Linked DNA regions of Homo sapiens: region 2 is linked to region 1. Evidence: chromatin loops called from intact Hi-C (ENCODE). Cell type or tissue: CD4-positive, alpha-beta T cell. All regions are shown on one strand. Each heading gives the region's core, and the rest is flanking DNA. Links, peaks and the distances in the headings are about the cores only.

Region 1 (5,383 bases), core at 263-5,262:
AAAATTATATATTTTTATATAATATATTTATAATTATATATAATATAATATATTATGTATATAAATATATATTTCTATGTATATATAAATATATATTTTTTATTTATATAAATACATATATTTTATTATATATTTATATATATTTATATATAAATAGATTTTATATCTATTTATATCTATTTATATAGACATAAATATATTTATATCTATATATAAATAGATATAAATATATTATATATAAATATATATATTTATATCTATTTATACAAAATATATTTATATATATAAATATATTTATATATTATATATTATATATATTTTTATATATATTTATATATTATATATATTTATATATTATATACATTTATATGTTATATATTTTATATATATTATATATAATATATATTACATATATGTAATATATATTATATATAATATATATTACATATATGTAATATATATTATATTTATATATAATATATAATATATATTATATATAAATATATAATATATATAATATATAATATATATTATATAAAATATATATAATATATATTATATATTATATATATATTATATAATATATATTATATATAATATATATTATATAATATATATTATATATAATATATATTATATAATATATATAATATATATTATATATAAATATAAAATATAAATTATATAAATATATAAAATATATATTTATATATTAAATATATATTTATAAATATATATTTATATATTATATATATTTATAAATATATATATATAATATAATATATAATATATAAAATATATATGTATATATATGTATATATATATTTTTTTGAGACAGAGTTTCGCTCTTGTTGCCCAGGCTGGAGTGCAATGGCATGGTCTCCACTGCAACCTCCACCTCCCAGGTTCAAGCAATTCTCCTGCCTCAGCCTCCCAAGTAGCTATGATTACAGGCACCCACCACCATGTCTGGCTAATTTTTGTATTTTTAGTAGAGATGGGGTTTCACCATGTTGGCCAAGCTGGTCTCAAACTCCTGACCTCAGGTGATCTGCCCACCTCAGCCTCCCAAAGTGCTGGGATTACAGGCGTGAGCTACCGCGCCCAGCCTGCAAATATTAATATATTGGGAGAGGCCATGCCAAGGCCCTGGGAAGGACATCCCAGAGGAAGAAATGACAGGGTCTTAGGCTTTGAGGCGGGGTTGTGGATTGCAGGTAGGGAGCAGCAAGCACGCCAGTGTGGCTGAAGGGGTGTAGTCAGGGGAAATATGGGGAGGGGTGGGGGATGTAGGTGTGGGAGGCCTGGGAAATGGGAGCAGACTGTGTTCCTGGACCCATTCTGAAACCTCAGCATCTTGTCCAGTGCTCAAATGTATGTCCCTGCTCCAGCTGTCCACCAGGCTGTTGCAGTACTCAAGAATCTATGCATCATTCACACTAGCCAAAAGGTGAAAGCAACCATGTCCACTGATAGATGAATGGGTAAAAAAAGTGTGTTATATATATGCAATGGAGTATTATTCGACCCTTAAAAGGAAGGAAATTCTGATACATGCTACAATATGGATGAACCTTCAAGAAACGATAAGTGAAATTTGCCAGTCACAAAAGGACAAATACTGTAGAATTCCACTTACACGAGGTACCTAGAATTGTCAAATTCATAGAGATAGAAACTAAAACAGTAGTTATCATGAGCTGGGGGAAAATGGGGAGTTACTACTGTTCAATGGGTACAGAGTTTCTGTTTGGGATGATGAAAAAGTTCTGGAGATGGATGGTGGTGATGGCTAAACAACAATGTGAATGTATCTAATACCACTGAACTGTACACCTAAAAATGGTTAAAATGACACATTTTGAGCTGGGCACAGTGGCATGTACCTGTAGTCCCAGCTACTCAGGAGGCTGAGGCAGGAGGATCACTTGAGCCCAGGAGTTGAAGGCCAACCTGGGTAACATAGTGAGACCCCATCTCTTTAGAAGAAAAAAAAAAGGTACATTTTATGTGACATATATTTTACCACAATAAATAAAACAAAACAAGATAAAACAAAAGCAATGAAGTACTGATACATGCATACTACAATGTGGATGAACCTTAAAAACATTAGGCCAAGTAAGAGAAGCCAGGCACAAAAGGATACCTATTTTATGATTCCATTTATATGAACTATCCAAAATAGATAAATCCATAGAGACAGAAAGCAGACTAGTGGTTAGAAGGGGAGGGGAAAATGGGGAGCAACTGCTTAATGAGTGTGGGGTTTTCTTTTGGGGTGGCAAAAATGGTTTGGAACTAGATAGAGGTGATGGTTGCATAATATTGTGAATGCATTAAATACCACTGGATTGTTCACTTTAAATTGGTTAATTTTATATGATGTGAATTCACAGAGAAAGAGAGAATCCCCGTGTAAGATCAGAGAACCCTTCTAATGGACTGCAGAGATCCTCACCTTGTTCCTACCATGAGGTAGGCTTCACCTAACACACCCACAAACCTGCAGACCTTCATCCTCTTCCTGACCCATAGGGTCTACTCAGCACTCCTCATACATGAGGGCCCTCTTAGACAAAGCTCCAGTCATTTGCTCATTCAATAATCATGGTATAATCTAACAGGCCTACACTGCCTAGGGTGGCAACCTCAGCAGGCAACTCCTAAGATACACCCTAAGAAGTCAGGAACCAAAGAAGGAATTGGGCAAGGCTGGTGACATCTGCTCACCACCACTTCAACTGGCCCCATAGGAGGAACAGTTTACCTAGGTTCCACAGTAGCCAGGTAGCAACCACCAACAAGAGGTGGGTGAGTCACAGAGGCAAGCACACTTCCTGTGACAGCTCAGAGGCTTTCCCCAGGCCTAGCGCAAAGCAGGAAGGCATCAGGGTGGGACCTGCGGCCCTCAAGTTTCCAGGCTGGTTGTCCTTGAGGGGCCAGCAGTGGAGGGGCATGACTTGAGGGGCCCAGCCCTGGCCACAGATGTGGAAGACCAGGCCCCAGCTGCCCAGTGAGAGGCAGGTATGGCCAAGTGGGTCAGGCTGAATCTGCTGGCCAAGCATGAAGTGCCAGGAGCAACACTGCAGGGAGCTGCGTGGGATGTCAGCATCTTCCGTGCCATGCCCTGACTCACAGCACACCTCTCCCTTCACTCTGCCCATGAGCGTGATCTGAAGAAGGGGCAGAGTGTGCAGAAGAGAGGAGGCCAGACTATGGGAGAAGATCAGAAACTGGTCGTTTCTTAGCATGCGACAGACATTTTACACCCATCAGTTAATCATCCTCATAACAGCACTGCACTGGAGGTCTAGACGAGGAAATTGAGATTTAAAGAGAGGGCCAGCTGCAGTGGCTCACGCCTGTAATCCCAGCACTTTGGGAGGCCAAGCGGATGGATCACTTGAGGTCAGAAGTTCAAGACCAGCCTGGCCAACATGGTGAAACCCCATCTCTACTAAAAATACAAAAATTAGCTGGGCGTGGTGGTGTGTGCCTGTAATCCCAGCTTTTCATGAGGCTGAGGCAAGAGAATCACTTGAACCCAGGAGGCGGAGGTTGCAGTGAGCCAAGACAGTGTCATTGCACTCCAGCCTGGGAGACAGAGTGAGACTCTGGCTAAAAAAAAAAAAAAAAAAATTTAAAGAGAGGAAGTGACACATATAAGGCAGAGCAAGGCAGAGCAAGGATTGGTACCTAGGTCTCTCCTTCCCCCAGCTGGTGCCCTTTCCCTTGTATTGTTTCATGCTCCATGACCCTTCCTGACCTGAGGCACTGCCAGTTGCCCTGGGGCGAATTCAGTCAGAATGAGTTGTCCTGCTGCCCCAGGGACACAGAGGAGAGCATCAGAGCACAGCAGGTCAAGAGGACCTGAGGAAATCACCCTGCAATGGATGTTCCTCTTTCTGATCCAAGGGGCAAACTCAAGGGCACTCCAAGGAAAGAGCTGGTGGAGTTCAGTGGATGAGGAGCCCTTGGCTCCAGCCCCTACCCCAACTCACCCAAACACAGTAGGCTAATTAAAGGGGTCCCAAGTAGAGAGGCTCTCAGGAAACAGGGCCCACTTTCCCACATCTCTACTAGGGCAAGGCTTGTGTCAGACAGGCAGGGCCAGTGATGGTGAGCTCAGGGAACACCAAGTTCTCCTGCTTCTCTTATAGCTCAGTCATAGAACAGAACTGGGGACCACGCAAAAGCAACAGATGGAGTCCTCTCTATTTCAGCCAAATGCTGTGACTCATTTAAACAAATCCTACAGTTTTCAGAAATCTAATAACTACCTCCTTTTGAAAAATAAAAGAATAAATACTTCAGAAGCAAACCATGCTAGTGATACATACAAAAACTGGAAAACTGTTCTGGTGTCATTCTGAGACTGGATATAAACCAGGTTACACTCAAAATCAGCCTTCACTCTGAAAGCGACACCATGGAGCAGCTTCAGTAAGAATGACGGCCTCCAGAGAAATCAGCTCCTGGTCCTCCCACCCAAGCCTTGGGCTCTATTTGCCAGACTTGGCTTCACCCTCAACTTTTTGGCCAAGACACAGAGCCACAAGCTGGCACTGGAGGGAGGTGCTATACTCAGAAGACGAACCTCAAAGAAGCCATGCTCTTATTCAGGTCTCTCCAGTCTTCCAGGCACTGGTACACCCCATGAAACCTTGGAAAGGAAGGGAGAGCTGAGCACATGGGATGCTGTCACGCCCAGAAGTACAAGAACCTCCTTAACTCCTGCACAACCTTATAGGGGAAGGTCTCACATGTGACATCCAGGTGGCTCTAACGATTGCCACCTGCACTGCAGACCACTTACTCTGTCCCTCCAGTTTTTCTGGCCATATTTCTAAGCCACTAGCTGCCTTTCTCTGGAGCCCAGGGCACTCCCTACTTGCCTTCCTCTTGGAGAACCAGTTCTCCTGTCTGTTCCCCTAGAGGGGTTTCTCTGAGAGAGCTGATATCTACCACTGGCCACTGACCATATCGCAGGAGCTAAGGATAAAAAACTGGGGCTTCTTGCCCTGCCTTGACTAAGCCTTGGGGATGGCTCCTCACCTACTCCTTCCTCATTCCTGGGGGGCCATTCTTCTGTCTCAGTCACCTCTGTCACTGGCTCCAAGATGAGGCCTCTGGGTTATGACTACAGCCTCCACTCATTCCCAGGGCTACAGGCTCCCCTCCTCCATGCATGCCATACACAGGAGCCAGAAGAATTTCCTTAACAAACCTCAGCAATCTTCAAGGGTTCCTCTGCCACCTTTATTTACTTATTTATTTTTTAGAGATGGGGTCTTGCTCTGCCACCCAGACTGGAGTGCAGTGACATGACTGCAGCTCACTAGAGCCTCGACCTCCCTGGCTCAAGCAATCCTCCTGTCTC
Region 2 (5,383 bases), core at 262-5,261, 54 kb after region 1:
CTTTATGACAAATGAATAAACAAATCTTTCAGTTTATGCAAGCCAGCTGTGTGGTGTGTCAAGTATCATGTCCTCCTGGGTCCAACTGCTGCCCCACCAGGGACAGGATAGACCTAGAGACCCTGCAGGAGTTTCCCAGTCCCCTAAGCTTCACTTGCTGAAATATCTTCTTCCCACTTCAGCATAACATGTGACACATGGCAGCCATTTTGGAGATGGCCAGATGAGAGGACAATCAATCCACATGCCTAAATGGAACCAACAGACATGTGCCAGCTTGCTTCTCCAGCCTATGTTCTCAGACACTTGTAGAAGACCAGAGGGAAAATGGAATCAGAAAAAACAGCAACAACAACAAAAAGCCATCCAGGGCCATGCACAGTGGCTCACTCCTGTAATCCCAACAGTTTGGGAGGCCAAGGCAGGTGGATTGCTTGAGCTCAGCAGTTTAAGACCAGCCTGGGCAACATGGCGAAACCCTTTCTCTACTAAATACAAAAACTAGCTGGGTGTGGTGGCATGCACCTGTAGTCCCAGCTACTCGGGAGGCTGAGGTGGGAGGATCACCTGAGCCTGGGAGGTTGAAGCTGCAGTGAGCTGTGATGGTGCCACTGCACTCCCACCTGGGTGACAGAGCAAGACCCTGTCTCAAAAAAACAAAACTAAACAAAAAAATCCATGTGGGAAAAGGCCCAATCAGAGCCAACTCACTGCTGGGATTAGTAGAAATGATTAGTCACCAGAAGGCAAATCGTGGAAGAATGAAGAGATGACAGGACCTCAGGAACTACACCCAGAGGTGTAGTTGTGCCGTAGGCAAAGCATCATGCCGGTCATCCCCAAGAAAGGGAGAAGGGGTAGAGCTCAGACTCTTCCCTGCTTCCCCATAAGTCCAGTTTACCCTGGGCTGATCCTTTCAGCATGGCAGCCTCCGTGGGGAGGCACGAGATCCAAAGATGAAGATGTCTATGGGGGTGAAGAAGAATGGCAAACTTTGCAGGCAAGAGTAGGCATTAGAGAGATCAGAGGAGGAAGACAATAGAGAAGGATGACACAGGACAGGCTGTATCTAGAGGATATAATGCCATGGACTTTGGACTATTCCAGAGAGGCTGAGAGACCTGTCTCCTGCCTACAAGGCTCCTTGAACTCTGCACCCTTCTTTTTGCTAAAGTGCTGCTGAGGCCTGTCTCACTTCCCAATGAAAAGCAACTCAGGAAATTGGCTTCCTGCCCCACTCCTTCTTTGGGAGAGAGAAACAGAACTGAAGAGGAAGGAAGGAAGCCCAAAGAAACAGAGGCTTTCTTTCCTGGCTGAGATTTGTTGGCACTGCCCACTAACATAGAGAATAAGGTGGTTCCCTAAGCGAGCCTTAAGCTGGCATGAGGCTACAAACAAGTGATTGTATCTTCGTTCTGCTCAGCAGCCTACCTGGGCTGGCCTGGACAACCTCAATTGTATACTGAGGTCTTAAGCTGGCCATGGCCCTTGGTAAAGCAGGAGAAAGGAATAAGGCTGGAAGGTACAGAATTTGCTTGATGCCTTGCCTACATAATTCCTTTGCTGTTGCAACTGGCAACTCTTTGCTTGCATTATATGAAAAAAAGGCGGTAAAAAATTGTCAGAAATGTTTGCCACCAGCCTAACCCCACTGCCCATGCATTGCTCCCAAGAAAGCTAATTAAGGCCCATTGCTATTAGAGTTACATGATTCTGAAGGCTTGTTATGACAAGAAAAAATAATGAAGACATGGTTCCTCCAAGTCATAAGCATCCAAGTCAAAACATACTGCATCCCAGGCGAGTGTGGTGGCTCACGCCTGTAATCCCAGCACTTCGGGAGGCCAAGGCAGCCGGATCACGAGGTCAGGAGTTCGAGACCAGCCTTGCCAAGATGATGAAACCCCGTCTCTACTAAAAATACAAAAATTAGCCAGGCATGGTGGCGGGCGCCTGTACTCCCAGCTACTCAGGAAGCTGAGGCAGGAGAATCGCTTGAAACCGGGAGGCGGAGGTTGCAATGAGCCGAGATCACACCACTGCACTGTACCCTGGGCGTCAGAGCAAGACTCCATCTCAAAAAAAAAAGAAAAAAACATCCTGCATCCCTTGTTCCTTTGTGTTCCCCTAGACAAGCCTCTGGGCTGGCTTTGCCTATCTCATGCATGCAGGCAGTCATCCTCCTTTGGCCAGTGCATACCTGACTCCTACTCAGTGCCAGGCCTGGAGAAGACTGTGAGACCTGCCCTTGAGGAGTTCTGTTTGCAGGAAGAGAGTGATAGGCACACAAATTATTTCCAATAAACTACAGAAAATGTCACCAGAATCTCTATTGTGATCATGTCCCCCACCCATGTCTGTTTCATAGATTGGGGGAGAACAGGCCCGGGTGGAAAGTCATGCACTTATGCCCTCTCCTGACCAGCCCACATGTCCTACCCCAGCCAACAGTGGTTCAGGCATGACTCTGACTGCTCATGGGAAAGAGCAGCTTGCTCAGCCCCTCCATCAGACTCAGTTCTGCATGTCTTTAGGGAAGTCTCTCAGAGAGGTCCTTACCTCCCGACTCCTCTGTGGCTCTTCTACTGCAAACCCAAGGACACTTCTGAGAATCACCCTTTACCATCAGGAATCTCAGGCCACGGGACATAGCCACTCTCTCCACTGAGCTCTATCTCTGTCCTAATCAGAATGGATTGTAGTAGGGGCTTGTTTGTTCTATCATCTTTACCAAGTGCCCAGGGAGCTCCCAGAAGCCACTGGAAAAGCTTCTGCCTTCCAGGAAAGATAGAATGGGGTAGGGAATGAGTCCCTGATAGTGAAGCAAGAGCCTTGTGGCAAGGAGAAAGGTCCATAGTGCCAGACACGGTGGCTCATGCCTGTAATTCCAGTAATTTGGGAGGCTGAGGTGGGCAAATGGCTTGAGCCCAGGAGTTCAAGACCAGCCTAACAACATAGTGAAACCCATCTCTACAAAAAATACAAAATTAGCCAGGTGTGGTGGCATAAGCCTGTAGTCACAGCTACTCAGGAGGCTGAGGCGGGAGGATCACTTGAGACTGGCAGGCAGAGGTTGCAGCGAGCTGAGATCGTGCCACTGCACTCCAGCTTGGGCAATAGAGTGAGACTCTGTCTCACAAACAAAAAATTGGCACTTTTTGAGCTCTAGGATGAGGACAGCACTGTGCCAGGCCCACAGGATACAGCAGAAACCAAGACTGCTAAACTCTTCTGCCCTCACTGAGCTTGTGATCTCGAAGTCTGGTCTTTGCCTGTCTGCTGCTCAAACCAGGCCCTGAACCTGGAGAGCTTGACTTCTGGCCCTCAGTACAGGACCACTACCCTGCCCTATAGTGGTGGGTGTAGTCACAGCATCACCAGGCCAGGCCATGAGCACTAAAATCATACTCAGGCATCAGGGTTGTCTGAGGAGAACCCCTCTTGGCTCCTCCAGGTTCTGGGCTGGGTGGTAGCAGGTATCAGTCAGGTAGCCACATCTGGGTTACCACAGCTATGTATGTATTAAAAAACCCCTCCAGCTGGAAGGCCTGGCATGGACATCAGCTTTCTGAGAAGGCAGTCTTTCTGACAATGAGCTGACAGTACAGACTGAAAATTCCTTTTAAGGCTGGGCAAGGGACATCATCTGCTACCAAGAGAACAAGAAAGGTCACATATTCAGCTGAGATTCCAACCAGGCCCACCTTCCATCTCCAGCTCTGCTCCAGGGATCTTCTTGGGGCTCACAGGGTTGGCACATTCGTCTCCTAGCCCTGCATGATCATGAGCCTCTCTGAGGAGGATGGAGTTCCAGGAGTAAGCTCATGTGCTGCCTGAACCCAGGGCAGGGTTTGGGGCACAGTGATTGCTGAGTCAGAGCCACTGGGGTCACACTCAGTACCTTTTCAGCCTCTCATATGCATTCTAATCATTACTTTGGACACAGGAAGGCAGAGTTACCCCCTGCCCCAAGCATACCATGTGCTCCTCAAAGAAGTCCAGGAATACACATCTTCAGCATCCCCCAGGAAACTGTTAGGAAGATGCATAGGAAGAGAGCAAGAGACAGGAGGAAACTCAACAGCCAAACAGGTTTATTTACAGGAATAAGCCTGCGAGGCGTCCCAGTCAGGAGTCTGCCTGAGACCCTGATCGATTACAAGCTGAGGCTTTTATAATAAAGTTTCTACTGGGGAGGGGTTGGGGAAGTGCTGGCTGGCTGGGACTGTTGCGGACTTTTCCAGCTGGGGGTAGATGTAGTTAGGGCTGTTATGCTCTGTTGAAGCTATAGGCAGGGTTGACATTTGCTTTGTTTCTGAGAACACAGTAGCCAAGGTTGTAAAATGGCATAACTATTGTTAGTCCTCATATTCTCCCCCTCTTTGTTTTAATTATCTCTTTGGATAGGGTTTTTAGCAGAGGGGTAGCTACTCGTTCTGACTGCTTCCTGCTGGTTTAGGGGTGATGGTGTGGGGGGAGGTAGCCTTCCTCTGGTGATGAAGTCATTCACTCTTTCTGTGGCAGGAATGCCACCTTTATATGTCCCATTGTGGTGGCCTGAGCAATTGAAGTAACTCTTTCTAAAATGAACTTTTGAAAACAATTTAGTGGCCGGGCGCAGTGGCTCATGCCTGTAATCCCAGCACTTTGGGAGGCCGAGGCGGGTGGATCACGAGGTCAGGAGATCGAGACCATCCTGGCTAACACGGAGAAACCCCATCTCTACTAAAAATACAAATAACTAGCCGGGCATGGTGGCAGGTGCCTGTAGTCCCAGCTACTTGGGAGGCTGAGGCAGGAGAATGGCGTGAACCTGGGAGACAGAGCTTGCAGTGAGCCAAGATCGGGCCACTGCACTCCAGCCTGGGGGACAGAGCAAGACTCCATCTCAAAAAAAAAAACAAAAAGACAACAATTTATCAAGCAGGGTAAAAACAATGAAAGGACTGATGAAAGGGAGTACCCAAGGGAGGAAAGAACTGAAAAAGTCATTGGCGGGTTGTTTGCGTAGACGTTCTGCAATCTTTCTAAGTTTGGATATTCCTTCTTTTACCAATCTAGATTTGTTTGTAAAGAAACAGCATTCTTGGCTGGGCGCGGTGGCTCACGCCTGTAATCCCAGCATTTTGGGAGGCCGAGGCAGGCAGATCACCTGAGGTCGGGAGTTTGAGACCAGCCTGACCAACATGGAGAAACCCCATCTCTACTAAAAATACAAAATTAGCCCAGCGTGGTGGCTCATGCCTGAAATCCCAGCTACTTGGGAGGCTGAGGCAGGAGAATTGCTTGAACCCAGGAGGCAGAGGTTGCGGTGAGCTGAGATCATGCCATTGCACTCCAGCCTGGGCAACGAGCAAAACTTTGTCTCAAAAAAAAAAAAAAA

Evidence for each region. A loop is a pair of places that touch in the nucleus more often than their neighbours do. Peaks named below come from ENCODE experiments on the same cell type or tissue, not always from the same donor. Only the 100,000 strongest peaks of a DNase experiment are listed, where the experiment ranks them.
Region 2: a loop joins it to region 1, with 7 times the contacts of the local background. A loop is called at or near these places in 4 of 110 quality-filtered maps.

Annotation. Positions count from the first base shown.
Region 1 is chr3:49,600,705-49,606,087 of GRCh38, reverse strand. The region is part of intron 1 of BSN (bassoon presynaptic cytomatrix protein); the gene reads right to left. Among named protein-coding and RNA genes, the nearest start is that of BSN, 49 kb to the right of the region's middle. In CD4-positive, alpha-beta T cell, for the core only: no CTCF peak of the experiment used is centred there; a DNase peak (open chromatin) is centred at 2,817; H3K27ac peaks cover 1,538 bases.
Region 2 is chr3:49,546,242-49,551,624 of GRCh38, reverse strand. It overlaps BSN-DT (BSN divergent transcript), which reads left to right. Exons shown (of 3, transcript NR_038866.1): 3 at 183-2,319. Among named protein-coding and RNA genes, the nearest start is that of BSN-DT, 5.4 kb to the left of the region's middle. In CD4-positive, alpha-beta T cell, for the core only: no CTCF peak of the experiment used is centred there; no DNase peak of the experiment used is centred there; H3K27me3 peaks cover 190 bases.